2 separate regions of the Homo sapiens genome follow, and region 2 is linked to region 1. The links are chromatin loops, found by intact Hi-C in ENCODE. Cell type or tissue: Caco-2. All regions are shown on one strand. Links, peaks and the distances in the headings refer to the core of each region. The heading gives the core; the rest is flanking DNA. Region 1 overlaps ZNF462 (zinc finger protein 462). Region 2 has its middle 220 kb from the start of TMEM38B.

Region 1 (15,486 bases), core at 1,420-3,919:
AAAGATAATTAAAATATCCAATCATGCAAATCAGTACCATTCCAATTATTCTTCATTACTAAACATCACATGCAAAAGGCCTGAAGTCTCAAGATGAGGCCTTGAAGAGTATTCACAAAGCATCAATGAAGATATACGTACTGCACCTTCTCATGGATAAAGATGCAGTGTATAGCTTTAGGTATTCTCCTCATCTCCATAAATGAGCCACACAGCTATAAAAATACAAGTTGCATAAATTGTACTACTTTTTCTAGAACTTTCCAAGCAACTATCTTGTTCTCCAAATTGAAAGGTAGGATATATGAGGAAGCTTTCGAAAGGATAAAACCTAAGGTACTCAAGGAGAGATACATGATGCCCAAACCACAAAAATGGCTAGCAAAGCACAAGAAACTCTGCAAAAGCCACGTATATTAAGAACCATGGCTACAGGCTAAAAGGAAACAAGAGCAATTAAAATACATCGGCCGTGCCAAGTTTAGTATAGATTTACCTGATAAATCTTCTGCAATGGCAAATTCATCCTTTATAGAAGAAAACTCCACCTCTGTCTGATTACTGGCATTCACGGACCCACATCGTAGCTCATTCACATTGTCCTCAGCAACATCAGTTGGCTGCAGAAATGCCGTGTGGACATCCTGAATGTGTGCCTTGAGATCTTCATAAGACGGGGCTCGGAAATCACAGCCATCACACTGAAGCACCTCCATGATCTGGGTCTAGCCTCTCACATTAGGAACCTGTGGCAGAAGTCAGAACAAAACATCTTAAGGAATGCACTAATCACATACCTCGAGCTGATGGGGCTATATATCCATTAATGGGAAAAAATTCCAGTATCAGTAGATTTCTCTTATTGGACTTTGCCAGTTGGAACATTGGCTAAAGAGAGGCAATCAGACATAATGGAGATGATGTCCTTGACCTCATAACTTCAAAGAAGGAAAAATACCAGATAAACATTTTCTAGCATGATATGTCTTCCAATGCCATTTGTCAAGGAAACGCTTAATACTTCAAAAGTTTTAGAAGTTTCTGAGCTTCTCCACTGAATCCAAATTTCTTGGTAACTTAATGTTGGCTTTGGTTCTGCCTTGGACTCATTTTCTTTTTAAATTGGAACCATCTCAAAAGTAAAGAGGATGTCCACACAGAAGAAAGGGAAAATTTCAACCTTCATTAGCTGTTTATTTAGTATTATGACCTTGGTGTTTTATCACCAATTAGTGAAATAGTATTTAAATCTTGGGGGTGGAGGTAGAGCATTTTTATTGTAGCTTTTCTTACTTTAATAACTTTGCTGATATTGGGGTGCACCTCTCTTTCCTCCCTTCTCCAAATAGTTTAGTTGTGGGTTTTTTTTTCCATGAGCTAAATGACTATTTGCTGTTTTACTACCTACCAATTATAACCTAACAGCTTCTTCAATCTAATTAGGTCATAAAATATTCCTCATGAGATTTTCAAACAACCAACTTTGGATGACAATCCAGTTTCTGTTTAAAGTTGCACCTTGGCACCTCAATTTGCATGAAGACAACAGAAACTTGCATTTTTGAAGAAGGGCTTCTAAGTCATGACTTTACCTTTTTCCACTTCTTTCCTTTACAAACATGAAGCACATACCTGGATGCAAAAAGCTGTGAACCTACCGTGGAATAAATCAAAACTTGCCCAGCTACCTTCATTCTGCTATTTACTTTGTGACTGAAATATACAGAAAGCTACACACTAACTCAAAGGAGAGTCCCACCATCAAGAAGTCAAAAATGTATTAGAAAGGTGGAGTCCTTCCTATCTTAATGTATATCCTAAGTTGAGATACCCTGTTATTATCTAATGAGTAAGTTACTTCAGTAAGATCATCACAAACTCTACTGAGTCACTGTAATCTAGAACCAGATGTCCAAGAACTAACACCGTAGCCAATGTATTTTATGATGTAATACTCTATACTTTTACTGTAAAAGATAAATTATTTCTGCAGGAACAAAAAAGTCCAGTAATAATACATCAATGTAGTGAAAGGAGCCATCACACAAGGATTTTCTATCAAAGAATGCTCCTCCTGATCGCCTGCTAAAATAACTTCTGGCAAGTCCAGTTCTGGACAGACTGAGCTTGCAGAGTGAGCCGCAGATATTTACCTCCTCTTCTTTCACCCAGCAATTTATCCTTTTTCAATAAACATTGAACTGTGCACCAGACTCTTTTCAGCTAAGTCTCAATATTCCAGATACACAAGCTTTTATGTCTAAGCACCAACCCAAATTGTGTGGAAGAGGTTGCTATCAGCTCTGGATCAAATTACAGCAGTCACTGAGGCCCCACCCCACTTCTCCTTTCGCACAGTCCATTAGACCTGAAAACAAATTTTTCCATGGTGCAGACAACTCCTGCATTTAGAACACTTCACAGAAAAAAGCAGATCATCCAGTGTGCACTCCCCATCCCCCAAGCTTAGTCCTTTCATCTCAGCCAAACAAGCCACAGCTCTGCTGAATGTGTTTATCACACTTTCAAGAGATATGAGCTCCTGCGTCACTGAAGCTCTAAGACTCACTAAGCTGCCCTAGTCCTCTGAGCTTTAGGGGCAGCCATTTTAGCTCAGAGCTTCTCCTCCGTGCACAACATGGCTTCTCCTGGAGTCTGCTAGGCTAACAATCAGAAATGAATGCTAGAAGAGCAGGCTGGGCTCCTCCTATGCTCTTCTCTTCCCAACAAAGAATTAACTGTTTTCATTTCTCTCTGAAAAGCAGCACCTTTCTCCTCCTCAAATGTCATTCACCAAGATCTCCAAAGGTTCTTTTATTCCATGATTGATATGCTGGTTTGTTAGTCCCAGCAGAGCCCTGGTCAGAGCAGGATGACCCTGGGCCAGATCCTGTTCTACATCAGGATTTAGGGGTGCAGTGGGGGGACCTCCAGAATGCCTTGGCTTCTTGGAAGTCGTCCTTCCACACACAGAAGACATACCATCCGACTCTGCTTGCCAGATTCCAAAGTCTAATGACCTTTGTTAATCACCAGCCAGTCTGTCTGCATCAGCAGACCCTGCCAACAGACACACCCTTCAACACAAAGGCTGTAGCTATTCCTTTTAAAGGAGGTTCTCTGAAAGCTCCATTGTGTAGCAGAGAGGAAAACAAAATCTCTTCCCTTCAAAACTTCAAGCCTTTAGAAATAATGCAACAAAAGGCTTTCTGCTGTGTGTCTTTTGGAAAGTTTGAGCCTGATTTGCACAACATCAACAGAAGTTACGGTTCTGCAGAAGGAAAGCAGGGCACCTTCGGCATTAAGTCATCCACCTAGAAATGAAATTCATCTCTCTATGTAGTTCTCTAATATCTTGGTGTCTTCTGAAGCTATTATCAAGGATGCTAACTTCACTGGACACAAACATAAACTAACAATCTCCTTGTTCTGCTACAAAGGAGATTAAAGGGTTATGAGATCAGAAAAAGAGTCACTGATTTGGAAAAAGAAGAGATGATGAAAGTGATTTCCTAATGGGTTCTAGCTTTAATGTTGTTGCAGCCTCTGCCTCAAAAATAGCTCAGAGCCTTAGAAGAGGTTAATCTCCAGGCCGCTGAGAGAACCAGCATCAGGTAGAGCTGAATGGCCTTCAATTTCATGTCTGCACCAAGTACTGAAAGGAGGATGTAGCCTACTTTGAAAGCCATCTTGCTTTTGTGTACACATTTCTCCTGAAGACGCTGACAGAAGAAGAAAATAGAAGTTGCTGGCATGGCCCAATCAAAGAGAGAGAAACTTGATATGTTTATGAGATGGTACATGGGCACATGTGCAAAAAGTGACAGCAAGTGGAGGGGAAGGGAGTAGAGAAGGACAGAGACAAAAACACACTGGACATGACGATGACCCATTCATATGTTTTTGCAGCAGATGGTAATCCTCTAAGAAACCAAAACCGAGGAAAAAAAAAAAAGGTGAGAAATAAGCTCTGCATATCTTCTTCATCAATCCCGAAGAGCAGCAACCCTAAGAGGCTAACCTAGTCACTGATCTGCTATAAAATTATGATTTTAAGTTAAAAGCTTTGATCTCATATCTATTGACTTCATTTAATAATACTATGATTATGAAATTAGCAATATTTTTTCTCACCAAAATCAGCAAAATCAAAAGTAAAAGAGGAAGTTTCTGAACTAACTAAAAAGAGTCTATTTCAAAAGGTCATGAGATGAATCTACATATCAAACAAGCATCCCTGTCTTCTACCCCAGATATATGTCTAGGCCCTTCAAGGTCAAATAGACCTCAGATGCCTAGACTTTAAACACCACCCATCATGATCCCTGCAAGGTGAACACAGATTCATTCTAAAATAACTGGCACCTAATGTGACTGGTCCTCCTAACATGAAACCCCTAAACCATCCTAATTAGTCACTGCCTTTAGTACTACTTATTCGTTGCTGGTTTGTTCAGTTTGCATTTACAGTTTGAAGGATTTCAAAATGTGGGGTTTTGATGGGCAAACCCACAATCCAATTGTTTATGTTTGACAAACTCTTTAAGATATAAAGAACATCCAGAGATGATGTCAAAGATTTGAAACATATATACAGAAATGGGGAAAAGTAAATTATGGACAAAGCCTGCTCATTTTCAATCTTAAGAACACCAATTTTAATTTATACCACCTGCCCACCTACTTTCTGTGCTCAGAATTCCAGAGATCCATTTGCCTCAGTTTTCCCTCCTGTGAAGGAGGAAGGAGACAAACCACAGCTTCATCGTCCATCCTTCCAACTCACTGCTCAGACGTAACCGGAGCGGGGAGGTGTTGACATTGTACAGCATTCTTACAGGCCCGCCACCATCACTTGGTCCAGGTCAGCTTGGCAAACACTGCTCTTTAGTTTGAGGGCCCAGGAGCATAAATGTGGTCCTCAAGTCAAAATCCCAGCTCTCTTCAGGAAGTGATCAAATTAAAAGGCATAGGCCTTGCCTGGATCTAACCTGTTCTCTGACTGAAGGACTGCAGCCCAGAAATAAAGCTGTGAAGCACCACAGCCATGTGATTCAGTAGCAACTAATTATAACCTTCAAAGCCTTTGAGAAATAGAACCAGAAACACCATAAGGTGCTTTTCCTCTGTCCACTCCAGAAACCTAGTTTCATTTATAAGACACTAAACTTCCCAGTTCTCCTCAATCATAATTCTAATAAAAGGCTCTCATTAGCACCTGTTGTTTGAACTTTTCTTAGTTTTCTTTCTTATGAATGGAAAAACCAATTATCCAAGGACAGGTAATAGAATACATAAATTCTGGAATAGTTCAGCTAGAAAAACAGAAAAATCAAGAGACTAAAGATCATTCTAAAAAATGTATTTGCAGATCAGAAATTGTTGATATGCTGAGGTCAAAGATTTGTGATGTGTATTGGGAGATTAATATTTTCAGTTGCAAGCCCCAGGACCTTAAGATGAAAAATGATTTTTTTTAAAAAGGCACTAGTAAACTTATAAATGTTGGGTTGCTATTCTTAGCAACAAGGGAAGTTCTCTATCACTACTAATCATTTACACTTGTTATGGCTGAAGTGGAAGTTCTAATAATTTAATAATCATTTAAAGCATCTTTCCAAAGAGTAATGACCTGAAAAGTTGAGGTGAAATCTCTTTCAGGAACAGCAGTTATGGAATCAAATCTACAAATGCAAATATAGAATGTCTAAATATATATATCTATACACAAACACACATAATTATAGATATAATTAATGACATACAGATATATGTAATTAATTTTCTTGATTTAATTTTAACTCATATATGGGCATATGCCCTCCAAATTTAACAAGAGCTGGGGGCAGAATCAGTTCTTTTCTGAATAAATACAAATGACATCGGTACTATCTCCATGTTATAGTGTAAAACAATAAACCAGCAGGCAGGGCGTGGTGGCTCACGCCTGTAATTCCAGCACTTTGGGAGGCCGAGGTGGATGAATCAGGAGGTCAGGAGTTCGAGACCAGTCTGGTCAACATGGTGAAACCCTGTTTCTACTAAAAATAAAAAAAATTAGCCGGGTGTGGTGGTGGGCACCTGTAATCCCAGCTACTCAGGAGGCTGAGGCAGAGAATTGCTTGAACCCGGGAGAAGAAGGTTGCAGTGAGCCGAGATCGCGCCACTGCACTCCAGCCTGGGTGGCAGAGTGAGACTCTGTCACAAAATAAATAAATAAATAAATAAATAAATAAATAAATAAATAAATATAAAAAAATAATAAACCAGCAAAATAAACCAACAAGCAACTTCCAACAACAAGCTACCTCCAACAATCCCATAGCATTTGGTACTACTACAGATTCTGGCTCACCATGTAGTCTTCAAATGACCTATCAAATGTTTATACTTTTTGCTACATGATCTAAGCAGTTCTGTGTACTCTTGGCAATTCACCACACTAATGAAAGGTTTAACATATCAGGGAGGATAAATAATTAAGGAATTCAGAAGGGAGACACAGCTGTTCTTCAAAACCAAATTTTCAGAAGAGAAAGGATTAATTTGCAATCACATATGTAACCCCCAATATGAGACTGAAGTTAAATAGTAGCAGGGAAATACCATGAGATGAAGTCCTGCCAATGCATGTGGCCTCTGTTGTATACAGTTGGCCTGGTCCATCTGTGGGACCTTGTATATAAGCACAAAGTCTGAAGCAGGCAATTTGCAGATTAATAACCCAATCACCTACTGGCCAAGGATGCTAGCCTTCAGGTTACTTTTTATTTTAGGATCGCTCTCCTGCATAAAGTTTTCAAGTACTACAGAGTATGCTGGAGTACTATTTCTTAATAGATACCTTTGGAATCATCATTAAAATGAAATGAGCATCTAGGGATGTAATCCAAGTGGCTAAAAATGTTGGATATGTAAATAAGAAGTCATTCCGGCTGAGTGACCTGTTATGAAAGCAGGTAGTAAGTGTCTCATACAGAAAGAGATACTACATACCTTCTGGAGAATTCATGCATTCCTTTGCAATGATATAAGGCTAATTGAGGCCAACAGGCCAATAGGCAGTCTGCCAGCTCTCCTGTCCGTAGAAAAGGAAGCGTGTGATTTGAATAAGGAGATAAAAGAAGAGAAGGGACAAGAAAAGAAAGGGAGGAAGCAGGCTGATATCTCAGTAGCTTTAGACTTCATTGTCTGTAAAGGGGAACTTGCAGTTCACTGGATAATTCTAATTCTGAGAAGCGTCTTGACAATTTTCTTGAGATGTGGTTTAGAAACAAAACAAAACAAAATGAAGACGACTCCCCCTCAATGAAATTCTCAAAATGCAACCATGATAAATGAGATTCCAGCTCATCATGTCCTTTCAAATGATGGGAACCCATTCTTGGTGTCCTAAGAATGAGTAAGTGAGAAATAATAAGTATTGAGGAATTCTCTGAAATGTCATGGGTTCACCAGGAAGTTCCTTGGAAACTGCAGCTCTTCTTGCCCTTGTACTTAGAACAACAGATAACTGATTTCTCCCCCCCCAGAGCTAAACCTCGCCCAAACAGCAGAGACAGAAAATCACGGTGTTGCTTTATCGACTCTTCAGAATGCTGGCTGGGTTTCTACAGACACTTTTCACACAAGAACTCTCATTACAAAAATTGTAAAATTAAAGGGAAGTTGCAGATATGCTGCTGGGTCTTCATTACAGAACTGATTAAGACGCAGAGTAAGCAGAAGCTGCAGTACAAGTCATCTTCCACATCATGAAAGACCAAGACATGAATTGAGAACTTTCCCTGGGGGCTGGTCAGCCTGACTGACCTTGGGCCTTGGGTGCGTCTTCATGGCCCAAAGTGTTCGTGCCTCACAAGATTCAGCCAAACATACCAAGTCTCAATTTTACAGATTCAGTGAATGAATCCAGAAACCATTTTTAACAACTTACCTTGTTTTCTATTACTATGCAAAGAAAAAAAAAATGATGTATGGCCAGTGGCTTGCGGAGTGTGTGAGGAAGTTTTGCTGAAATAACTTCTTTTATCTGGGGGAAAATCTCAATCTAATCTCCCTGAGACTTGCTCACTTTTGTATGCTCATCATTTGCTCAAAAAATTCAGACAATTCACTTGCTTTAGACGAGAATGATTCTGAGCCTGCCTCCATCAGTGGCAGCCCCTGATGTAATAACCCTTCCAGTCTATTTTCTTATAGCAGACAAAACTGATTACCTAAGCCTGGCACCTGGATCTGCCTGTCTGTGTGTCTTTCTCCAAACCATGGTTTCTAATATAACTACCCTGTGAGGATAAAGTCCTAAACCCCTGCTTTCTGAAAAGGCAAACAGTGCCTGAGCCTATATAGACCGTAAATGCTTTCAAGTCCTCCTACTCAAGGGGACTGTGATTTTTTGTTTTCCTCTTCTTGACTTCTGCCTGTAGCAGAAGCCAACAGAAGGCTGTCCTTCTCTCTTATCAAACTAACCAACTGGCCCATTCAGATACATTAGTTTCCCCACCCTTGCTTCAACAAATTAATGCAACCTTATAGCAGGAGAAACATCCATATGTGTTTCTATATGGGACTGGAATATACTCCAAAATTAGAAATGTTCTAAAAATGAAAGCTAAGAAATTTCTTTTCTCTTGCAATCCCCAATCTACTTTTAGCAAGTAAGTTTATTCCTAAAACTTCTTACATCCCAAGAACTGAGCAGAAAGCTTAGACATTTGTCCACCAACACAACAGTAGACTTTATTACCAGGTGAAAACACTACAGTGCTCAGTTAAGGAGCCAAGCCTCGAATTCCATATATCCTTAATGATAAATCCCACTTTTGCCCAACAAAGTTAGGTTTTTCAGCATATCCACTGTTGAGCTGTTTTAAAAAAAAAAAGAAAAAAAAAAAACATACAGAAATGCCTATCCAGCCATTAAGGAATTTGTTCTCAGATCACTAAAACCAAAAAGCGACAGTAGGTATGATGTCTCTGCCTGCCATCTTCACCTTGAGAGCAAGTCTTTTGAGGCCCTTACTTTGATCATTTTGTTAAATGAAGAGATTAGATCATGACGTTCAACCTTTTTGTACAAAGGACCTGTTTTACAAGATTTTCTTCTCATATTTTCTAAGATTTTTTTTCCTGATTAAATTCATTCCCTTACATTTTATTATTCAGAGGCATATAAATGCCAATCTTCATGTGACTGCCTTCTTATAAATTAAATCCAGGGGCTTTCCTTGACAACTCTATCTTAGCCACCACTCCCAACCCTTACAAAATCTACAAAATTGAAACCCCTACTCACACCACCAACCCACACACAGTTTCTCTCTACCACAATCCACTACTTTATTTCCTTCACTATTGGCATGACCCTTGTTTGTTTGTGGTCTTTTCTTCCCACCAGAACACAAGTACCCTTAGAAGGAGTCTAGGTCTGTCTGGCTCTTCAGCCTTGGGAACACTCAGTGTACTCAACAGGTACTCAGAAATATACGCTGAATGAAGGAAGGAACAAATGAATGAACTAGAGCTTCTGAATGATAGGATTCCAACCAACCAACAGAGATTGGTCATGAGTGTTAGATGACTCTACTAACCCTGTGTTGTCATAAAGCAGTAGTCCCAACGAGCGGTAATTTTATTCCCCGCTTGCCCCAACTTGGGGCTGTTTGGCAGTATCTGCAGGCAGTTTTAGTTATCATACCCAGCATCTGTGGGTAAAGGCTATGGATACTGCTAAGCATTCTACAACGCACAGGACAGTCCCCACGACAAAGAATTATCTAGCTCCAAATGTCAATAGTGCTGAGACTGAAAACTTAATGATCTCCAGGTATTTTCGTTCTCTGCATATAACCCACCTGTCTTCAGAGGCCCTTTATGGGGTCCTGGCTGGGGAGTCTCTGGATCCTTAGAGGGTCAACAACCTGGGAGAGCCCAGGTCCAAGATTTTAGAATTGTGTGGTTCTAAATGATCTTAGCAGCCCTCATGCTATATGATATCATGATGAGTTTTCAGTTTTATTTTTCTAATTTGGGTATGTTACCAAAAATCTCTTCAGAAAAAAAAAAAAATCCTAGGCGAAGGCATGTGACTGGTCTGTCTTTCCTAGTGATACGGCCTTTGTATCCACCTTTGCACAGTTGATAATCCTGTGAGTTTTGTGAGTAAGGGGCAAATGTCATTAAAAATGGTCAAGTCAGCTGGGCACAGTGTCTCATGCCTGTAATCCTAGCACTTTGGGAGGCTGAGGCGGGCAGATCACTTGAGGTAAGGAGTTCGAGACCAGCCTAGCCAACATGGTAAAACCTCTTCTCTATTAAAAACACACACAAAAATTAGCCGGGCTTGGTGGCAGGTGCCTGTAATCCCAGCTACTCGGGAGGCTGAGGCAGGAAAACTGTTTGAGCCTGGGAGACAGAGGTTGCAGTGAGTCGAGATCATGCCACTGCACTCCAGCCTGGGTCACAGAATGAGATTGTCTCAAAAAAAAAAAAGTTAAGTCTTTAGCATGTGACCTCTGACTAAAATTTCTGTGAAAAACAATGCATATGTTCTCCTCTCCAATGTGTAAAATCATCTTCTTTCAAAGTGACAGGGCCCCAGGCTACTATAAGTCACTCTTCAGAGGACAAGTAATACGTTCTTTTTTATTCTTATATCCCCAGGGCCCGGCATAAGTCTGGCTCTGATGAGATTTGTGCTATGAGTACTAACTGTATGCAGGCCTGCTTTCCAGGAGAAAATTAACCAGTGGTACAAAATCGAACTAAACGTTCAAGAACCTAAGGAATTCCAGAGAGCATCCATGAACAGAAAAACAAAGCAAAACCTAGTGCTTATGAAGCTAATGAAGCCACATCACAGTGGTTAGCTGACTACTGAGACACTAGTAATTCTAAGTCTCCACTGGCAATTCTAAGTTTCCACTTGTCCATGAGTTTTAAGTAAATGACCATCCTCCTTTTCCTCATCATCCATGGAGAAGCTGCCTCTGGCTGCATTGTTCCACCTATGTGTTTATAACACCGCTAAGCTACCCTGAACTGATGTGACACCTGGAGTCATCACCTGACTACACTTGAGACCATTTGGTTGCCTTCCCTCCACAAAGCCTTTTTTATTCTTGTTTGCAAAGTATCCTGGAAAGCCAGAGGAACAATTCTGTCCTATAGCTCAAAACTGTATAAACATTTTCAGTGGAGGGAGTGTAACAAAATCAGGTAGAAACAGAATTTTTTCTTCTTAGCCTCCCTGAAAAATATTGAAATATTATTTGTGCCTTCCTTAAGTCAAAGAGAAGACTCTACTCTAAAAGTTAACCATCAATAGGTTCATCATGTCCAATGGAGAGGAGATCTTAAAGACCATATAGTCCAACCTGGTCCAACATCTTCATTTTCCAGAGAGTGAAACTGAAGTCTCAAGAAAAATAACCTGCCCAAGCCTTCTGGCACATGCATTTTCTGAAGCCAGAAAAAAAATCTTTTGAATTTCATAATTTGAGACAGGAACTCACAAGTAAAGACATTCCATACGTGTCAGTTGTTCAACAGTATTCACACTTAAGGTCCATGCCCCGTATATTCTCAGTAATGAGTCTTCATCAGGAAGGCAGATTTCAGAATAACCACAAGTGTCTCCTCTACTCTGAATCCACACCCAGGAGAGTAACTGAAAAGGTACAAAATCCATTTTTTTGCAGATTGACTATTCAAAGAACTTCTTAGGCATGCAAGCAGTGTGTTTATACTTTGGAAACATGTTTGGAAGACTGAAAGTTGCTGACAAAGGTATACACAGAAGAACAAGAGCTATAACACTGAATTATCTTTAGAATCCAACCTCATGGAGTCGGAACAATGTTATGTAGTAGCTTTATGCCTGCCAAATCTACCCCACGAGAAACATCATCTTGTTTCTTATGGAAAATGTGCACTGCCAACAAAGTCACTGAAGAGGCTAGCTGAACGAGCCTTAGGAGGATCTGGACATAGCAGGGTCGGTTCATGTAAAATGGAAAGGAAAGGAGTAGTCAGCCTTACGAATGTCTGTCAAAAAAGCCAGCCTCTTTGTGGAACATCTAGTGAATGACTCAGACTAATGATACCAGAATATTGTTCATACTGGATTTCGCTTCAAATTATATACTGCATTCTGAAACCAACTTGGAATATTTTTCTCTCTTTACTAATATATTAATTTATCTTTATCCATTCTTTATTTATCTAACTTTATTCCTAGAGGGTATCTATATCCATTTGTTGGATATAAAAAAATCTAAATGTATCAGAAAGTCTGGGAATCATCTTTAACTTTTAAACTATCTTCCCTAAGGGTCTCTTAGAAAAGCCTGTTATCATTCTGAAGAGAATAGCTTAGAAAATCAGGAAGATGTTGAGATCTCTATGTTTGTTCACGGTTTTCCTCCATGTAGAACACTTTTACCTGCTTTTGGAAGGTCTAAGTAATTCCCATCCTTTACGACAGTGGTTCTCAAAGTCTAATCCCTGGACCAGCAGCATCAGCATCACCAAAGAACTTGTTAGAAATGCAAATTATTGAGTTCCACCCAAGACTTGAATCAGAAACTCTGGTGTTGAGGTCCAGTAATTTTTTTTTACATATTCTCAGGGTGATTCTGAGGCCCAAGCAAGTTTTAAGACCAAGCTCAAGTTTTCCTTCCTGTATGAAACAGTCCCTGAGACCACCAGCTAGAACAGTGAGCATTCCTTGCTCCACTGCATTGGAGCCCTATTTTAAAATGCTGCCGACTGGATGAATGCAATAATAGCTACACAGTCCTTGAAGAGCACAGGAGACAACTACTGTTTGCAAATATTTAACTTCTTATATAGCAATTAATGAGAAAATACTAAGTTGCAGAACCAGCATCAGAAACTAACATGAGTACACTCATAAAAGACAATTACTGGTCTTGAAAGAATGAAGACTGTGGCTACTTCAAGTGCTGATACTGATACCTACCTCCCTTAAAAACTTCAGAAGGGTTCATGACACAGTGTCCTTGATATTTCTAAAGCAGGACATGGATCCACAAAGGAAAGAATCAGAGTATTTTACCTAGAAAATACTAAGAGTTGGGTAAATCCTCAGGATCCCAGACTCTTCCATGACATGACGCTTTCGTGATAAATAAAATCTTATTAGAAAATACCTCCAAGCTTAGAGTGGTCATTTGATTGTTGCCCTAAAGCTATATTGCAGGGCTAAACTCTCAGTTAAGAACCAACATCTGAAGACAAAGATGTGTCTGGAAATCTCTCAAAAGAAGGATATATGCTTTAGGCTAACCAAAGAAACTTCCAGAAAAAAATGGTGGCTAATTGTCTCACACTGCTAACAAAGGCTTGGCTGGGGAAAAAGAAAGACAAAACATAGACAAAGAAAAAAAGAGTTTGGCCACACCAAACCCATAAACTGACAGGACCCTTGAATCAAAAGCAAGACTTAAAACTTAGAATCATGAAGTTCAGAGAGAAAAATTCAACTGTGTCCTGCCCAGGAACCTAGCCAGAACCCTTTTAAACTGCTGAAGGACTACTGAAGCAAGTCAAGCCATCAAGACACAAACTCAGGTTCTAAAAGCAGAATTAAGCAAGGCTTGAGGAGGGGATTTAAAGAGATGTTTCTCTCATTTTTTGAGGGCCAAGAAAAAGTTCTGCTAGTTATGCCTCGAAGACAAATGAGTTATTAAAAAAAAAAAAAAAAAAAAAAAACTAAAACAAGGGGTGGAGGACGACAGAAAAATGTAGCATGGAAACGACCCATGAAAAAATCTATTTTGGAGGAACAGGACACAGAAGAAAATTATATACAACAATTAACAGAGATTCTATGAAAGAAGAGATCAAAGACAAGATGACAAGACATCAGCACAAGATGAAAGAGAGGCTGGCAGTTGAAGAAAGAAAATGATGACAAAAATAATATCATTGCAGAAGTAATAAATATATTAAAGTTATAAGAGGCAAAATCCACAAATCAAAAACAATGTTGATGATGTGGAAAACAGTCTTCAAAAAACTGCACAAAATGCAGAGGAAAAGGACAAGTAGATGAAAGCAAGTGGAGAAGATGACAGATAAGAAGGTTTGAAAACAGATCGAACATACAGATAAAAGGTTTCGTAGAAGTAGACAGCAAAACAAAACAAAGCAAAACAAAATATGCTTAAATCTGTGGTAGAAAATACTTAGTTGAAATAAAAGAGTATCTGTTATTCCAAGAAAAAGTAAGACTGAATCAGTAAAATGGAAACATCTTGGTGAGGTTACAGAATTTCAAGGCTAAACATTGAATCCTATATACATCAAGACCTTTAACAATTAGTCAATTATAACAGAAAAAGTCAGGTGTCCTCTGACTTTTTCACAGTAACATTTGATGACAGAAAAAAAGTGAAGCTGTGTCTGTAGAGGCTCAAGAAAGAGAGAACAATACCGAAGTATTCAATTCCCAACTAAGTTCACAACCAGTTTTTTAAATATATAAAAGTAATAAAAAATGATTTTCTAATCAGCATAGTCAGAGAATGCAGCATGTAAGTAACTTTTCTTCAAAATACAACCAACGGAAGGTTCAAAATCAAGATCTCAAGAATAGGTAATTTAGAGGTAAGCAGAAGCTGTGAGCATTGAATCCACTTACATTTAGAACTAAAATTGAATAATTGATAATACTTACAAAATAAAATTATAATTCCTTAAATGTAGTGGTTATAACAATAAATAATTCCGTAACAATAACTATAAAAGTATGTAGAATTGGAAAAAAAACTTAACCATAATAAAATACACAGATGGAAGTGAAAAAGCTTTAGAGGATAAATATTAACGGGCCTGTAATCCCAGCACTCTGGGATGCAGAAGCAAGTGGATCATTTGAGGTCAGGAGTTCAAGACCAGTCTGGCCAACATGGTGAAACCCATCTCTACTAAAAATACAAAAATTAGCCAGGTGGTAGTGGCATGTGCCTATAATCCCAGCTGCTCGGGAGGCTGAGACAGGAGAATTGCTTGAGCCTGGGAGGCAGAGGTTGCAGTGAGCCGAGATCATGTCACTGCACTCTTGTCTGGGTGATAGAGTGAGACCCAGTCTCAAAAAAAAAAAAAAAAAAAAAAAAAAAAAAAAAAAAAAATATATATATATATATATATATATATATATATGTATATATGGGCAAATATTCTCAACTTTCACAGCAGGACAGAAATACTCATACTATTTCATTTCTGAAGTTAACAAATTTCCAAATAAAGGTGTAAGAACATTAATTTAATCAGTAATAAAAATAAAAACAGACTATAGCTTTGAATTACTAGAGGAAAGAACTCAAAGAAAATGCAGATTATATAATAAAATGAAGAGGACAAAGGAAATTGCACAGAAATATAAAAGAGAATGCATAAAATTAATTAGAATTAGGTATATGTGATATATCAATAAATGTGAATTGGATAATTCTT
Region 2 (15,486 bases), core at 7,049-9,548, 1.0 Mb after region 1:
CATTAATAATTGTAAATAGATTTCATGTTGAAATAATATTTTAGGTATATTGGGTTAAATAACACATTATAGAAATTAATTTCATCTATATGTATATATACTTTTTTAGTGTATCTACTAGAAAATTCAAAGCTATATATGTGATTCACACTATATTTCTATTGAATGATGCCATTCTAGAATATCCCTAAGTAAAGAAGCAGCAGAAAACCAGGTGGCCCTGAGTAAATGTGTAGATATGTTACCTGTAATGGGATAACAGGCAAGTCCTGAGATCCTCGGGGCCCAGAGAAAGCTTCATCAGATACTCCTCTGGAGAAATAATAAAGTGCAAGCCCTGCTCTCATCAATAGCTGCCTTCCTCCCTGGCCATGGGGTGCTGGAGGCATCCAGAAGAGCAGACAGGACTGCCAGGAAATCCTTGGTTGAGGAACTTCACCTCAAGGAAGTCATTTTGGTCTCTGCTCTCCCTTTTAGGCAGGGGATAAGTGAGCATCAAGGAGAAGCAATGATTCATCACCCTTGTGGCTAGCACAAATATTGAGAACAGGTAAACTTCAGAAAAGGCAAGAACTTCAACTAGTAGACTGAACTAGGTCCCAAACCATGGTAACTTTTAAAATTCACACAGTTTTATTTATAGTCTTAAATTAGTAAAGCCTCCTAATTTTGGTTACATTTATTTTTTCCCTTCTATTTACATATTCATCTCAAATAAGAAGAACTGTTGAATGGTTCTGCTTGACATTTGAAATATAGGTTGAATCATCACCAAACCCTTAAGACCTAGGTATTATTATCCATGTCTTACAGATAACAAAATTGAAGCTTAGAGATGTTAAGTCTTGCTCAAATTCAAGTAAATGACAGAACCTGAATTCAAATCCAGATCTGTCTCACTCTAAATTTTAGTCTTTAATTTTTAAGAACTAGAGAATTCTAACCAGCAAAACAAATGTGTGTTATAATGTATTTATATTGGTTAAATATGTTCTTAAGCTTATGTATATGAATTCCTCTTCAAAGATTATATGATGCAAAATAGTTAGATGATACCACAGATAGAAAGCTGTAAGTTTCCACTCTAAGCACTGAACTCTCTGACCCTCAGTTTTCTCTTCCATAATATACTTACATATTGAAAACATGCAACAACATGTTAATTGAAAACAACATGAAAATGATAGAAATTCAGGTTTCCATCAGGAAAATATGAAAACTGGGTTCTGAACCTACCCAGTCTTGCCTCCTACTAGCTTCTATAACCCTTGAATATAGGGTCTCATCAAGCTAAAATAGTCTTTCAGTTATTCAAAAATCATGTAGTAGGTATAGTTTTGTCTTAGATAGTTTAGTCTTTATTGTGAAGGCAACAGAGCCCAGTTTTAAACCAGGCATGAGACAATCAGATTTGCATTGCAGAAGGATCCCTGTGGGGTACTCACACACATTGGTGGGAGGGTAAATTGATACAATCCTTTTGGAAAGCAATTTGGCGAAGTGTACTAAGAGCTCTAAAAATGTTTAACACAGTAATATCACTTTTGTGACTACTTTAAGGAAATAATCCTAAAACCAGAAAAAGCTTTGTGACAAAGCATCCATTGTAGCATTACTCATAATGGCAGAAAAAAATGGCAATTTTCTCACTACCCAACATAAGGGAATGGTCAGGCAACCTTCAGTACATCCACTAGGTAACATATTACTTAGCCATCTAAATTATATTTACAACAAGTTACCAATAACATCAAAAAATGATGACCTACTAATGTTAAGATTAGTAATACATTTGTAGAAGATTATAAGAATGGCCACAAATTTTTTTGCACCCTACACCCTTGCCCTTGCAATTGATGTGTGATATCCTTTAAGAAGTGGAATCTATTTCTCAATTCTTTGAGGATAGATTGACCCTGTGACTTGCTTTGGCCAGTAAAATATTAGTAAATGAGATGCAAGCAGAGACTTGAAAAGTATTTGTGCACTGATACTTGCCCTCTCTCTATATTTGGAATCTTTCCATCACAGCATGAAGAAGTCCAAAGATAGTCTGTGGATGGTGAGAGATACAAGGACTTAGTTCTTCCTGTCACCCCTGACATCAGCTAGCAATCCCAGAAGGAGAGCCATCTAGCTAAGTGGCAGTGAAACACAGATGCACACAGATGAATGAGTGAGGTCAGTCAAGACTAACAAAAGAACCACACAGCTGAGCCTAGCCCAAATTGCTGCTCCAGAGAATTATGAACTAAATCCATAGTTGTTATTTTAAGCCACTAAATTTTGAGGCCAACTGTTACACATCAAAAGCTAACTGATAAAAGTTTGATAATTTCTGAAGGTAAATGTTGGGTGTGTGGAGGAGGGGGTCATTATAATAATGTCTTTCTTTTTGTGTATGTTTAAAACTTTCCATAGGCTGTGTGCGGTGGCTCACACCTGTAATCCCTGCACTTTGGGAGGCCGAGGTGGGTGGATCGCCTGAGGTCAGGAGTTCAAGACCAGCCTGGCCAACATAGTAAAACCCTGTCTCTACTGAAAATACAAAAAATTAGCTGGGCTTGATGGTTGGTTTCTGTAATCCCAGCTAATCAGGAGGTTGAGGCAGGAGAATCACTTGAACCCGGGAGGCAGAGGTTGCAGTGAGCCGATATCATGCCATTGCACTCCAGCCTGGGCAACAAGAGCAAAACTCTGTCTTAAAAAAAAAAAAAAAAAAAAAAAAAACTTTCCATAATAAAAAAATTTTAAAAATACGTGCATTTGAACTAAAGAAAAAATAAATGTCAACTAAAACATTTCAATATAAAAATACACAGGCGTATAGCTTGATCACAACTACTAAAAAGAAATTTTCCATATAAAAACACTGAAAGAAAAATTTACCATTGGTTGTTTCTGGGTGCTGAGACTATGAATTTTTAAAACTTACATGTATCTTCCAAAGTATCTATAATAAACCTTATTGCTTTATCCTAAAAATAAATTTTTATAATTTTATTAACTTTTATCTCACATACACCGTTTCAATATAATTTTTTTCTATAGATTATGTAGAGAATGAATTTGGAGGGGGAGAAATTAATGCAGAGAGACAAATCCAGAGGAAATAAAAATAGCCTAGAGGGATACTGATGAAGGTCCAAAATCAAGGCAACAACAGTAGAAAAGCAAAAGAGAGGACAGACCGGAGAGCAGGGAGACAGAGAAAGAGGATCCTCAGGCTTCAATGCCGGACATTGCCTTGCAATATGCTGTGGTTTGCATATGGCTTGTTTGTCCCCAACAAAGTTCATTTTAAAATTTGATCCCAACATGGCAGTGTTGGGAGGTGGGGCCTCGTGGGAAGTGTTTGGGTCTAGGGAGTGGATCCCTCATGAATGGCTTGATGCTGTTCTCAGGGCAGTGAGTTCTTGCTCTGGTGAGACTGGATTGGCTCTTAGGGGAATGAATTAGTTCCCATGAGAGTGGGCTGTTATAAAACCAGAACAACCCTTGGGTTTGATCCCCCTGTGCACATGCCTTCTCCCCTTTTGACCTTTTCTGCCATGTTTCAACACAACACAAAAGCCCCCACCAGGAGCTGAGCAGATGTCAGCATGATGCTTCTTGAACGGCCTGCAGAACCATGAGCCAAATAAACCTCTTTCCTTTATAAACTACTCAGCCTCAGATATTTCTTTATAGCAACACTAAATGCACTAAGACACAGTGAAAGGATATATAACTGGGACCATGAATGAGTTTCATGGGGACCTACATACCCAACCTAAAAATGCACTCAAATTTGGGTTCAAACATGTAGATGCATCTCTCTAGATAGATAATCCCCAAGTTTTTTCAGATTCTTAAATAATGAATGTGATCCCAATAGCTGAAGGCCTGTTAAGACTTGTCTCCCTATAGACAGGGAAAAATTCAGTTTGGCCTTTCATCTCTATTCAGATCTGACCAGCCATAGGACATTGAAGAGGGCATTGAAATGATGAGACCTAAGTCTGGGACTTTGGTCCCTGAAGCATGACCTAAGAACATGACGGTCCAGGTGATACCAACCCTTCTGAGCCATCACTCATCACATGTACTGTCCCAGTGTCACTCAGAAGCTGGTTCCTCCTAGATTCTACCCTAAAGAAAGCCAAAACCCTGTCAAACAGCACTTCAGGGTATCAGAGACATGGCTGTAACTGGAACCCTGACCTCCATTAAGCAAATGAAAAACCAGTTTTCTAACATCTTAGGCTCAAATGGTCCCTGTTCCCCTCTCTAAATGCCTTTCTTGCCATGTTTCTCCTTGTTCTTCTTTGTTCTGGCCTATTTTAAGTTCCCAAAAATCTGTGCTTCTGCCCTCTATAGAAGTTTTGCTATGTTGTTCCACCTCCCTAAGACTCTATTCCACTCTCCCTTCAACTCTCCCTTCAACTAATGAACTTATCCTTCAGAGCTTAACCTCAATCACTACTTCCCAGGCTAAGGAAATCCTTCTGATAACAGGAAATCCTTCTCAGAACATTTAGGAAATTGATTTTGTTATGCTTATATGTGATTATTTGATTAGCATCTGCCTCCCTCCTCCAATAATAATTCTAGTAAAAGCCAATGTTATTTAAATGTTTACTAAGTGCCAGGCACCATGGAAATCTCTTGACATGTATACATTTGTTAGCACAACAGTCTCATGAGGAAAATGGAGCACAAAAGCAAAACAACGGAACTGTGATTCCCTAGCTAGCGAGAGGCAGTGGTGGGATATAATCCTACACAGTGGTAGGATATAATCCCACACAGTGGTAGGATATAATCCCAGCTACAACTACACTGGCCTGAAGCTCCATGTCTTTGTTTTCACTGTTGGTACTCCCGCACCCAGCACAAGGTCTGATGCTTAATGGGAACTCCAATGGTATTGATTGACTAAATGGACTTGCCTTGCCTTGCCTTGACCTGCTTTGACATGTGGCATCCAGACTTAGACAACTTTAAAAATCACCTTCACCAACCCCAACAGATGAGGAATAGAAGACCCAGAGAAGGAATGTGTTTCCCTCAAGGTAAACACATTTCCATCACACAGAACCAGGACTGGAAGCCAAATCTCTAACACAACCCAGTGTTCTTTCCACTGCATTAAATGAAAATCCAAGTTTCCCACAGTGTAAAAACACTTAAGTATTTTTAAACCAATAAAGGACCATCACTTCCTTTCCCTATTCTAACTTTGCACTGAAATCAGAAAAGAAAAAAGATGGGTGGGTAAGGAAACAAAACTATTTCGTTAGTGATGTGTATTTGGAGAAAATCACAGGGATTAGAAAAAATTGTGACTTATACAAATGGCTCCTTAAAAAATTATTTTTTTCTATTTCTTACTAGTGATGAACACTGTTTAACTCAGAATAGCTTTGCTTTAGCAAGTCCGTGTCTTTAACTTACAATCCTTTCAATGCAATTCTCTGTAATCAATTTCTTTTGTTAGCTCAATGGCAGTTTCACTTGTGCTGATCTTTATTTATGCAGAGCTGCACCACAGTGGGGGTCTCCATGGGCCTGCAATGATCGAGCTTGACCATCAGAAAGACCCTCCTCATGGCTGGGGAGACACTATGCATGTAACTCCTAACAGACATTGTTCTCCAGGGACTGGGAAGGAAACAGCATGTTTCTAACACAAGTTCATCAGTACTCAGAGATTCTTCAGAGCAAAATAATACTCATTTAAAGAATACATTTATCAGCAGCATAGAAGCAGTACCTGACAGCCTGAGTTCAAACCTCAGCAATACCAATTACTAATCCCAGGACCTTGAGCAAGATACTTACCTTTTCTATTCCTTGGTTTCCTCATTGGGAGGTAAAAGTAAACATCTCACTCATATGAAATTCATATGAAAAATGAACAAGATAATATAACTCTGAAGCTAGCAGGTAGGAAATGCTCATTTAAAGCTAGCTGTTTCTACTATCAACAAAAAGAGTCAAACTCTAAAATATTTTGAAGGGATTTATCCTGAGCCAAATATAAGTGACCACAGTCCATGACACAGCCCCAGGACATCCTGAGAACACGTGCCCAAGGTAGTCAAGATAGGGCTTGAATTTATACATCTTAGGGAGACATAAGACATCAATCAATACATGTAAGATGTTCATTGCTTCGGTCTGGAAATGCAGGACGCTGGAAGCAGGGGCTTCCAGGTCACAGGCAGATTCAAAGATTTTCTGATTAGCAATTGGTTGAAAAAGTTAAATTATTATCTAACGCCTCAGAATTAATAGAAAGCAATGTCTGAGTTAAAAAAAGCGTTTGTGGAGACCAGAGTTCCCATTATGCAGAGGAAGTCTCCAGGTAGCAGGCTTCAGAGAGAACAGATTGAAAATGTTTCTTCTCAAAGTTGATTCTCTCCTGGATTAGGAAAAAGGAAAGAAAAGGAAGGGGATTCTCTTCAGAATGGAGATTTTCCCCACAAGAGTCAGCTTTGCAGGAGTATTTCAAGATAGGGCAAATAAAACATATTTGGGGTTAAAATATTTTTATTTCCTTCTTTATCATGTGATGCTATGCCAGAGTCAGACTGGAAAGTAAGCCGCCTTATGTAGGCGTAAATAATACCCTTCTGATGAGACTTTGTGGATTGTAGCGTGTTACTCCCCAGGGCCCTTCAATAAGAATTTGGGCGAGAGAAGAAAAAGGTCAGTTTAGTCCTCACTACTATGATGAACTGCAATTTTACATGAGTCATAGTCTTAAACCCTGCAAGACCTACACAAGGTTCATTACAGACCAATTCAACTAACTTTTACGAAGCTTGGTGCTCTCACAAACGTAACTTCATTTAAGTTTTTCCAAACCTGGTTATAAAGACTTACTTATCTTCACTTTACACCTGAGGACACTAAAGCCCAGAGAGGAACAGTGATTCACCCAAGGGTGTGCAACAAGCCCCAGGTTGCCTGATTCTGAGTCAGAACTCGCTCCATAAGAAATATAACACCAGAGTGTCAACAACATGATCACCTTTCACAAGCCGGGAAGCAAATGCAGAGGGGCTTGGTGACCTGCCAGTGAGCTTCAGAGAATCCAGGTCAGAAGCTGAATTAGATCTGTCTTTGCAACCAAGAGCAGTTCTCCCACAGGACCCTGAAGGACCACCACTAAAGCTTTGTAAGAAAGCTTCCTATTCTTTATTCTGACATTGCCTTTTCTACCAGGGATGACATAGAAGCTCAATCCTGGCTTATTTTAATGCTTTGGATTTTTTTAATGCCTTCTCCCTATAAAGGGCTGTGGAAAAAGTTCATCATGTGCTCTTTGGAAAGGCTCCCTGGGCACCCAAAATAGATGCCTTCATGGTTAGATGTCACCAATAAAGCCCACTGTCTCCTAATAAAAGAAAGCAAAAGTATGAGGTTTCTGTAAAATGTTCAATAAATAAATGAAATGCTTTGAGAAGAGCATTGGTAAACAGAAATGTTTCTAGAGGAACTCATCAAACTGAGCCAAAGGAGAATGTTTTCTTGGAATTAAAAAGAAAGAAAAAGAACTGAGAAACCAGAAGAGGGACAGGAAAGCTGCCTCAAACGCTTGAAGAGCTATCATGTAAAAAAAGGAGCAAGGTGTGTTCCAAGTGTCTCCAAAGGAAAGAAGAGTAATGATCAGCACTACCAATGTTGCAACAGGCTGGGCAGAGGAGTCTAGGGGTTAAGGACATAAAACTGGAGCTTTGTGGGCTTAAATCCCTTTCCTGCAACACAGAAAGCTTCCATTTCCCCATCTGTAAAATGGGAATGACAATAACTACCTACCTCATAAGGCTGCTGTGCACATTAAATAGGATAATGAATCTCAAGGGCTTGCCACTATGCCTGGTGCATAGTAAGTCCTCCATGTCATGTCATCTGTTATCCTTGCTGTTGGGAGAAAGTGAATTCTTTGTCCTTGGCTGTATTCATGCAACAATTTATGATCAATGAGCTGCAAAGCTGTGTTGGGAAAAAGATGCATGCATTAGGCAAAGGGTCAGATTAAGTGACCTCTAAGCTTCCTTCCACACTTGGGTTTCAAAATTCTTTGTTTCATTGAAACTGTGGTTAATGTGAAGTCCTCTATTGGACTACCCTTCTGAGCTCCAGCTTTGGGGTTTTGTTTTTCCACTTTTGTACTTGCAAATCCTTGCTGAGGAGCAAAATCTGGAGAGTGAGTCTTCTTTTGCTTGGTGACTGCATTCCTGGAATTCCCAAGATTCCAGTCCCTTTTCCTCCTCACATTGTAAACATTAGGTTCTTGTGGGGAGGACAAAAAGGTCACTTTTCGAACAGCATTTGCTCCCAGACTCTCATCTGAATAATTCAACTCAACTTCATGAAAGCACCAGACTTTGGGCTGATCTCAAGCCTGTCTGACAGAACGGTGCTGATTTAGGCTAACAAGAGGTCATTGTTTGAGCTGGAGCTGGAGAATGGCCTCCTCACTTCTTGGTGAGCAGAACCAGGTACAGAACATAAAATGAGTTCAACGGACTCCTTGCAGTTGAACCAGTAGCAGCCAAGTGCCTTCCCAAATTCCCTTCTTAACAGGACCAAGCTCTTGAGGAGGAGGAGGCATTTATTGGGGGTTGCTACAAATTCGACTTTACTGCCACTGCCTTTATAACCACAATATAAAGTAACTCCCACAACACAGTGAAGATAAGCTCTTTAAAGAAAATATAAAAGCATTAGCTTGGCAATTCACCCAAACCTCATCATGCACCATAGACATTTTTGAAGTTTAACAAAGAAAAGCACATCATTAAAGAATACTGCTCTATCACCATTCTTATGCAAATCCTTCCAGATAGTTGGGTGGAAAATTCCATCTAACACGCAGCAAGAAATAAATGTTGCAGGGTGGAAATTTCAGCTATACTGAGTGCATCTATCACTTGTATAATCCAAACTACTGTATGTGCGCTGACTACACAATTAGTATTGATCCATTCACCATGTAAACATCAAGTACTTTCTATTATTACTTGAAATAGCATGCTATCACAATTTCTATTTCCTCCTTCTATCTTAAATAGAAGTATTGCACATTAGCCCTTTCCTTCATGTACTTTTTTGCACAGCTAACTAACTACAGTGTTCAGTGTGGTGCTGAGTTTCCTGCAGACATCTGCAGTATTAGCATTAAAGCACTTTATTTTCAAGTCATCTCTGATGGAAGACAATACAACTTTCATTTACCCAGAAACCTGTTACCAGGGCTTCTCTTAGAAACAGGTACATTCTCTCTCAGTCTCTCAGTCTCTCTCTCTCTGTCTCTCTATCTCTCACACACACACACACACACACACACACTCTCCCGCCCTGACACACACACACACACACACACACACACACAGATCATCCTTTGTTTGCTACTCATTCCCATCCCGAGACCACCATCATCAGCATGTCTCTTTAGCTCCAACCCTCAGTAGGTCAGGACCACCAGGTCTCTGGAGCTCCCAGGCAGTGGAAAAATATATTTGCCAAGGCTGAGAATGGCATTGAATTTCATGATGACTTGCTATAGAAGCTCAAGGCTTGACTCTGGGCTGCACGGTTCAAAGGTCTGGATGCATGAAGAAAAATTACTTTGGAGAATAAGTTCTGCTGTTTGCAAGCATATAAAAGCCTAGTAAGAGGTGAGACTTCTCTGCTCTTCCCCTTTCTGCATTCCATGGCATGACAGCATGAGGAAATTTGAACTCGGTTCCAGACCCCGAAGGGTCAATTTCAGCTCAAATAGCTTGGAGCTACCTATCGTATAATTCATGTCTTCTGGAGTTGGTGCTCTTCCTTGGGCACCACATGCGTCCTGACCCAGTGCATAATCTTCTTGTTACTCTTGCCATGCTCTGAACAGTATGCACTGCATGTAACTTAACTAGATTTCCAGTGTCTTCAGAGCCCAGCAGTGGCTTTAGTCAGAACACATACAATTTTATCTCTGTCCATGGAAATCTGTACCTTGCAAACTTTACCTACCACAGAGTCAACTTTCATGAAGGTATGTAATACCCCACTAGCACAATCCAAGTTGTTCCCCACCATTGTTTTCTTTAGACAACATGTGGAACCTGCAAATTGCTATCTGAAAAAAAATCATATATATATATATATATTGCTTTGTTTAATGGAGAGAAAATATCTAGAACCAGTTGAGCACTGTTATGCCCAAACTCCTTTCAACCAATCTAAAACAAAATCATAATAACTAATTCATTTATTAAAACTCATTAGTAGATGGTTGCCATCCATTGTTGCCAAACTAGATGGATGCAAATTCCAACAGATGAAATTCTAAAATTGGATAGTGTGTATTAAATATTCAGAGAAGAGTGAGGAGATTATAAAGGAACTGTACATCTAGTTCTGCCTCTAATAAATCTGATTCTTTTTTCTTAACACCAACTATTCAGTAATTCTGTTCACAGCAACAAAGTTCTATTCCCCTCCCTACTCAGTGCTCCTTTCAGAAGTGGAACAAGATTTCAGATATGGACATGCACACTGTCTTTCTTATTTACAATCATTTGAAGTGAACCATAAAATTTCCAAAGACTAAATCAGGTTGCTTCAACAATAATTGTGTTAATGTTTTGGAAAACAAACATTAACTAAAATAAAAGCAATATCCTAGCAACTCTCTTGATTGCCTATGCTTTCCCCCTAACAATACCTTCTCCGATTATGACCAGGTAACCAACACTCAAGGAAAGATGACCCTCTCCCCAGCTCAGTGTAAAATCTTGAACAGATAGTAAATTGATTGAACTAATCTCACTTATTTGGGAGTAATCAGTTTAGGAGTGAAGATGTGTTTCAGTTCCAACAAATGAGACATGAGGAAATCAGCTTCTGGGTTGGGGACAGGAGGTTCTTCACTCTTGAAAAGAGACTTGGTGGAGAGTTCACCAGCAGTGAAAACACCACACAATGTTGCATGTGCACGTGCCCCCGAACCACAGCGACCATATTGTGCAAGATACAAAAAACCTTGGTCTTTGTTGAGCTGTTGAATTAACCAGCACTGTGGGCTTCTTGTTAAAAAAAAAAAAAAAAAAATCATTATTATCTTCATGGTTGGAGTTCCCAGTACTGTAGTCAAAAGCACCATGACAGCTATAGGGAATTATTGGTGATTATGTTCAGAAATGTCCCTCCACTTGCTTCCTTTCTTGCTGTACCTTTGCCCCAGATGAACTTCTTGATTGAAATAGGAACTTTCATATATTTCAGCAGATGTGAGTTACTGTTGCTCTAAAAATAAGAGACTGATGAATCTTACTACGTAGTACTTTCACAAAAAAAAAAAAGAATGATTTCATGATGGTCTATTAACCAAAATCTATGCTATGAATACCTATGAGCATTCAGCTAATATGGCTTTGTTTAATGGAGAGAAAATATCTAGTACGAGTTGAGCACTGTTATGTCCAAATGAAGTTGGAATGAATGAAGCTTGAAGACAGGTCTCATATTAGGAGGGGAGGGAGAGATTATAATATAAAAGGAGTACATTCTTTGAAGTCCCCAGAACTTCACAGCTTTAGAAAATAAAGACCTCACTCTAGTCCAAGATTGCTAAGACAAAAACCCTTGCTTTCTCCAGAAGGAATAATACAGAAGCCTAATTGCAGCTCTTCAAATGGAAGAAGGGTGGGAACCTCTACCTATCCTCTTTAGTCCACGCCCACTGATGGCGCCTGAGTCATTTCCACTGAATCACTAGAACTCCCTGGAGTAGTTGTTAAAATGATGATTTAAAGCAAGGATGAGGGGCCATCCAGTGTTACATGTAATACAACCTTTTAAGTTAGAAAACAGACATGCAGTCCTAACATTTTAAACAGAAAAACAAAAAGCTTTCATTTGTAGGAAAATGTGCAAATAAATGGTGAAGTACCCTATCAACACAAGGAAAATGACAAAAATAAGGAAGTGCCCTGTCAACACAAGGAAAATGACAACCACAAAGTCAGTGAAATATTCTTCCTTGCCTTTACATCAGGATTCTGCCATAGTCATTTAAGAATTTTGAATGAAAAGAAAAAACTACCCTAAACATAGTTTCAGACATCTGCAGGAAGACATTATAGAAATGTGGTCTGCACAGGACCACACTGTGTTCTCCATCAAAAAAGTGGGGTTCTACCATAAACAATATTAAAAGACTAAGGGTACCTTGGCAAAAATTATTTGCAACACATAATAGACAAGGCATGAATATCCATACTATATGGAATTTACAGATCAATTTAAATTTTTTAAAGGCAACTCAATATAAAAACACAGAGAAAGAGTGTAGACAGCACAGAAGAAATACAAATGACCAATAAACATATGAAAAGATTCTCAGCTTCACTCCTAATGAGGTAAATGCAAAATAAAACAATGAAATGTCATTCTTTGCCCATTATGCTTGCAAAAAATTAAGACTGATAATATCCAGGGCTGCAAATAAAGCAGAGAAATGGGCGCTCTCACACATTTGACGGGAGTGTGAATTGGAACACAGCTTTGGAGGACAATTTGGCAATGTCTATCAAACTTAAAATGCAATTCCATTTTAGGAGTCTGTGCTACAGATATATTTGTACATGCCTGCAGAGATATAGCTACAGGGATATTCACTACAACATTGTTTGTAATTGCAAACACAGGAAACAATGTAAATGTTCATCAATAAGGACCAGATTAAATATATTCTGGTATATACATAAAATAAAATAAACATTAAAAACAATGAGGTAGATATGTTTATGGTAGTATAGAAGCATCTCAAATGTAAAAATAAGAATTAAGACAGCACATCTTCCCCCCAAAAACCAAAGGTAGACTATATATATATATATATATATATATATATACACACACACACACATATAGATATAATCTTTTTTTTATATACCTAGTACAATGCCAGGAACATACTAGATAGCCAGTAAGTATCTATTAAAAGTATAAATGACTTGTAAATATTTACTGGAGAAATGAATGATAAATGAATGATGAATGAATGTCCATGTAAACATATGAAGAAAATGTTGAAAGGATACACAAGTGATGTAGTTTGAATGTAAATCCCCACCAAATCCCATGTTGAATTAGTATTGGAGGTGGGGCCTAGTGGGATGTGTCTGGATCATGGGGGTGGATCCCTCGTGAATGACTTGGGCCTTCCCCTTGGTGACAAGTGAGCTCTCACTCTGAGTTCGCATAAGATCTGATCATTTAAAAGTGTGCAGCACCCTTCCTCCACTCTTTCTCACTGGCTTCTGCTCTGGCCATGTGACGTGCCTGCTCCCCCTTTGCCTTCTGCCATGATTGTAAGCTTCCTGAGGTCTCCCCAGAAGCCAAGCAGATGCCAGTACCATGCTTGCTATAAAGCCTGCAGAACTGTGAACCAATTAAATCTCTTTTCTTTTTAAATTACCCAGTCTCGGGTATTTCTCTAGCAATGGAAGAATGGCCTAACATAACAAGTTTACCTTAGTGTCATGGGAGAGAATCACTTTTCATTGAATACTTTTTTATAGATTTTAAAACATTTCACAGGTGCACATGCTATTTTTACAATAACAGAAATGGAAAAGTTAAGAATCTATCTCCATGTTTTAAAAAAATGTTAATATCTTAAGCAATATTGAAAGACAAAGGAAAAACAGAATATTTGTGACACATACAGCAAAGTTAACTCCAGAAAACATAAAGAGTTCTTACCAATCAATAAGATAAACAGCCAGAAAAAAATATATAACCACATGACATGTAGCAGACACTGTAATCATCTACCAGTTGTTTATTATTTCTTACAAACAGAACCATGTTTGAGAGTGGGGCTAGCAACATGTTTGTCATCGAAATAAAAAGTACAAATGACCAAAAAGCACACGAAAAAATATTCAACTTCACATAATCAGGGAAATACAAATTAAAACAAAGTAAAATACTTGATTTTTGCTCATAACATAGGCCAAAAAGAGGGAAAAGATTTGTATGATCCAGTGTTAACAAAGATATGGAGAAAGCCATTGATCAAAGTCGATGGGAGTACAAGTTAATATCATAATTTGGTCAGTAATTTGACAATATCTATCAAAGATTACCCGAAGATATATGTACAATAATGTTCACTAGAGCCTTGTTCATTAGCAACAATCTGGAAACAGTTTTATTTATCCATCACTAGGTCCGCAAACAAGGATAAAAGTCAAGCTTTCTACCCCATGGATCCTGTGTTCCAAGCACGTGGAAGGGACAGACAAGAAACAAAGAAACATATAAGGAAGTTCAGTTCTGATAATGTAAATACTATAAAGGAAATAATAAACAGAAAATAAAAGAAGGTGGCCGGGGGAGGAGAGAGCGGAGGGTGAAAGGGAGGTGATTTTACATGGAGCCATGACGGGAGGCCTCCCTGGAGGATGACGTTGAGCTAAAGTCAGAATGGACTTTGGGGACTCTGGGGGAGGGGTAGGAGGGGAATGAGGGATAAAAAAACTACACATTGGGTACATTGTACACTGCTCAGGTGATGGGTGCCCCAAAATCTCAGAAATCACCACTAAAGAGCTATCTTTTTTTTTTTTTGAGACAGAGTTTTGCTCTTGTTGCTCAGGCTGCAGTGCAATGGCACAATCTTGGCTCACCGCAACCTCCAGCTCCCAGGTTCAAGTGATTCTCCAGCCTCAGCCTCCCGAGTAGCTGGAATTACAGGCATGCAACACCACGCCCAGCTAATTTTGTGTTTTTAGTAGAGATGGGGTTTCTCCATGTTAGTCAGGCTGGTCTTAAACTCCAGAACTCAGGTGATCTGCCCCCCTCGGCCTCCTAAAGTGCTGGGATTATAGGCATGAGCCACCATGCCCGGCCCAAGAACTTATTCATGTAACCGAAAACCACCTGTTCCCCACAACTATTGAAATAAAATTAAAAAATAAAAAATTAATAAAAATGAAAAGAAAAAAGAATCAGCCCAGCAAATTCAAGGCCTCCAGATACAACAGGAAGGAGAAAAGGAAGGAATGTACAATGTAGATGAGGATAATGAATAAGAGAAGAAAGGAACAAGATGAGATTGGAGAGGAAGACAATGGTCCAATCATTTAGGATTCATGTGAAGGGATTGGGTTTTATTCCCGAGGGTGATGGGAGGCCACTGGGGTATTAAGCAAGGAGGGACATGACTGCATTCATGATGTTTAAAAGATCACTCCAGCTGCTAGGTGGAGAATGATTGTAGAAGATAACAATGGTAGGATGAAGTGCAATCGGGAGGTCCTGGCAAGGTAAGCCGATGGCTTAGATCAGGCTGGACACAGTGGAGAGTGTAAGCATTGTCCAGATATTGGGCAGATTTTGGAGGTAGAGCCTGCAGTATGTGCTAGGGGATTGGACATCTAGTCAGATGGCAAATAACGACTTAAGAGTATCTCCAAGCGTTAGGACTGAACC

What was found. Peaks named below come from ENCODE experiments on the same cell type or tissue, not always from the same donor. Only the 100,000 strongest peaks of a DNase experiment are listed, where the experiment ranks them.
Region 2: it touches region 1 in a loop (14-fold over the local background); 3 of 110 quality-filtered maps call a loop at or near these places.

Annotation. Positions count from the first base shown.
Region 1 is chr9:106,908,614-106,924,099 of GRCh38, reverse strand. It overlaps ZNF462 (zinc finger protein 462), which reads right to left. Exons shown (of 13, transcript NM_021224.6): 2 at 497-746. The coding sequence starts at 716. Among named protein-coding and RNA genes, the nearest start is that of ZNF462, 53 kb to the right of the region's middle. RefSeq lists an enhancer at 6,790-7,989. In Caco-2, for the core only: no CTCF peak of the experiment used is centred there; DNase peaks (open chromatin) are centred at 2,479 and 3,029; H3K4me3 peaks cover 431 bases.
Region 2 is chr9:105,904,515-105,920,000 of GRCh38, reverse strand. No RefSeq gene overlaps it. Among named protein-coding and RNA genes, the nearest start is that of TMEM38B, 220 kb to the right of the region's middle. In Caco-2, for the core only: no CTCF peak of the experiment used is centred there; a DNase peak (open chromatin) is centred at 8,370.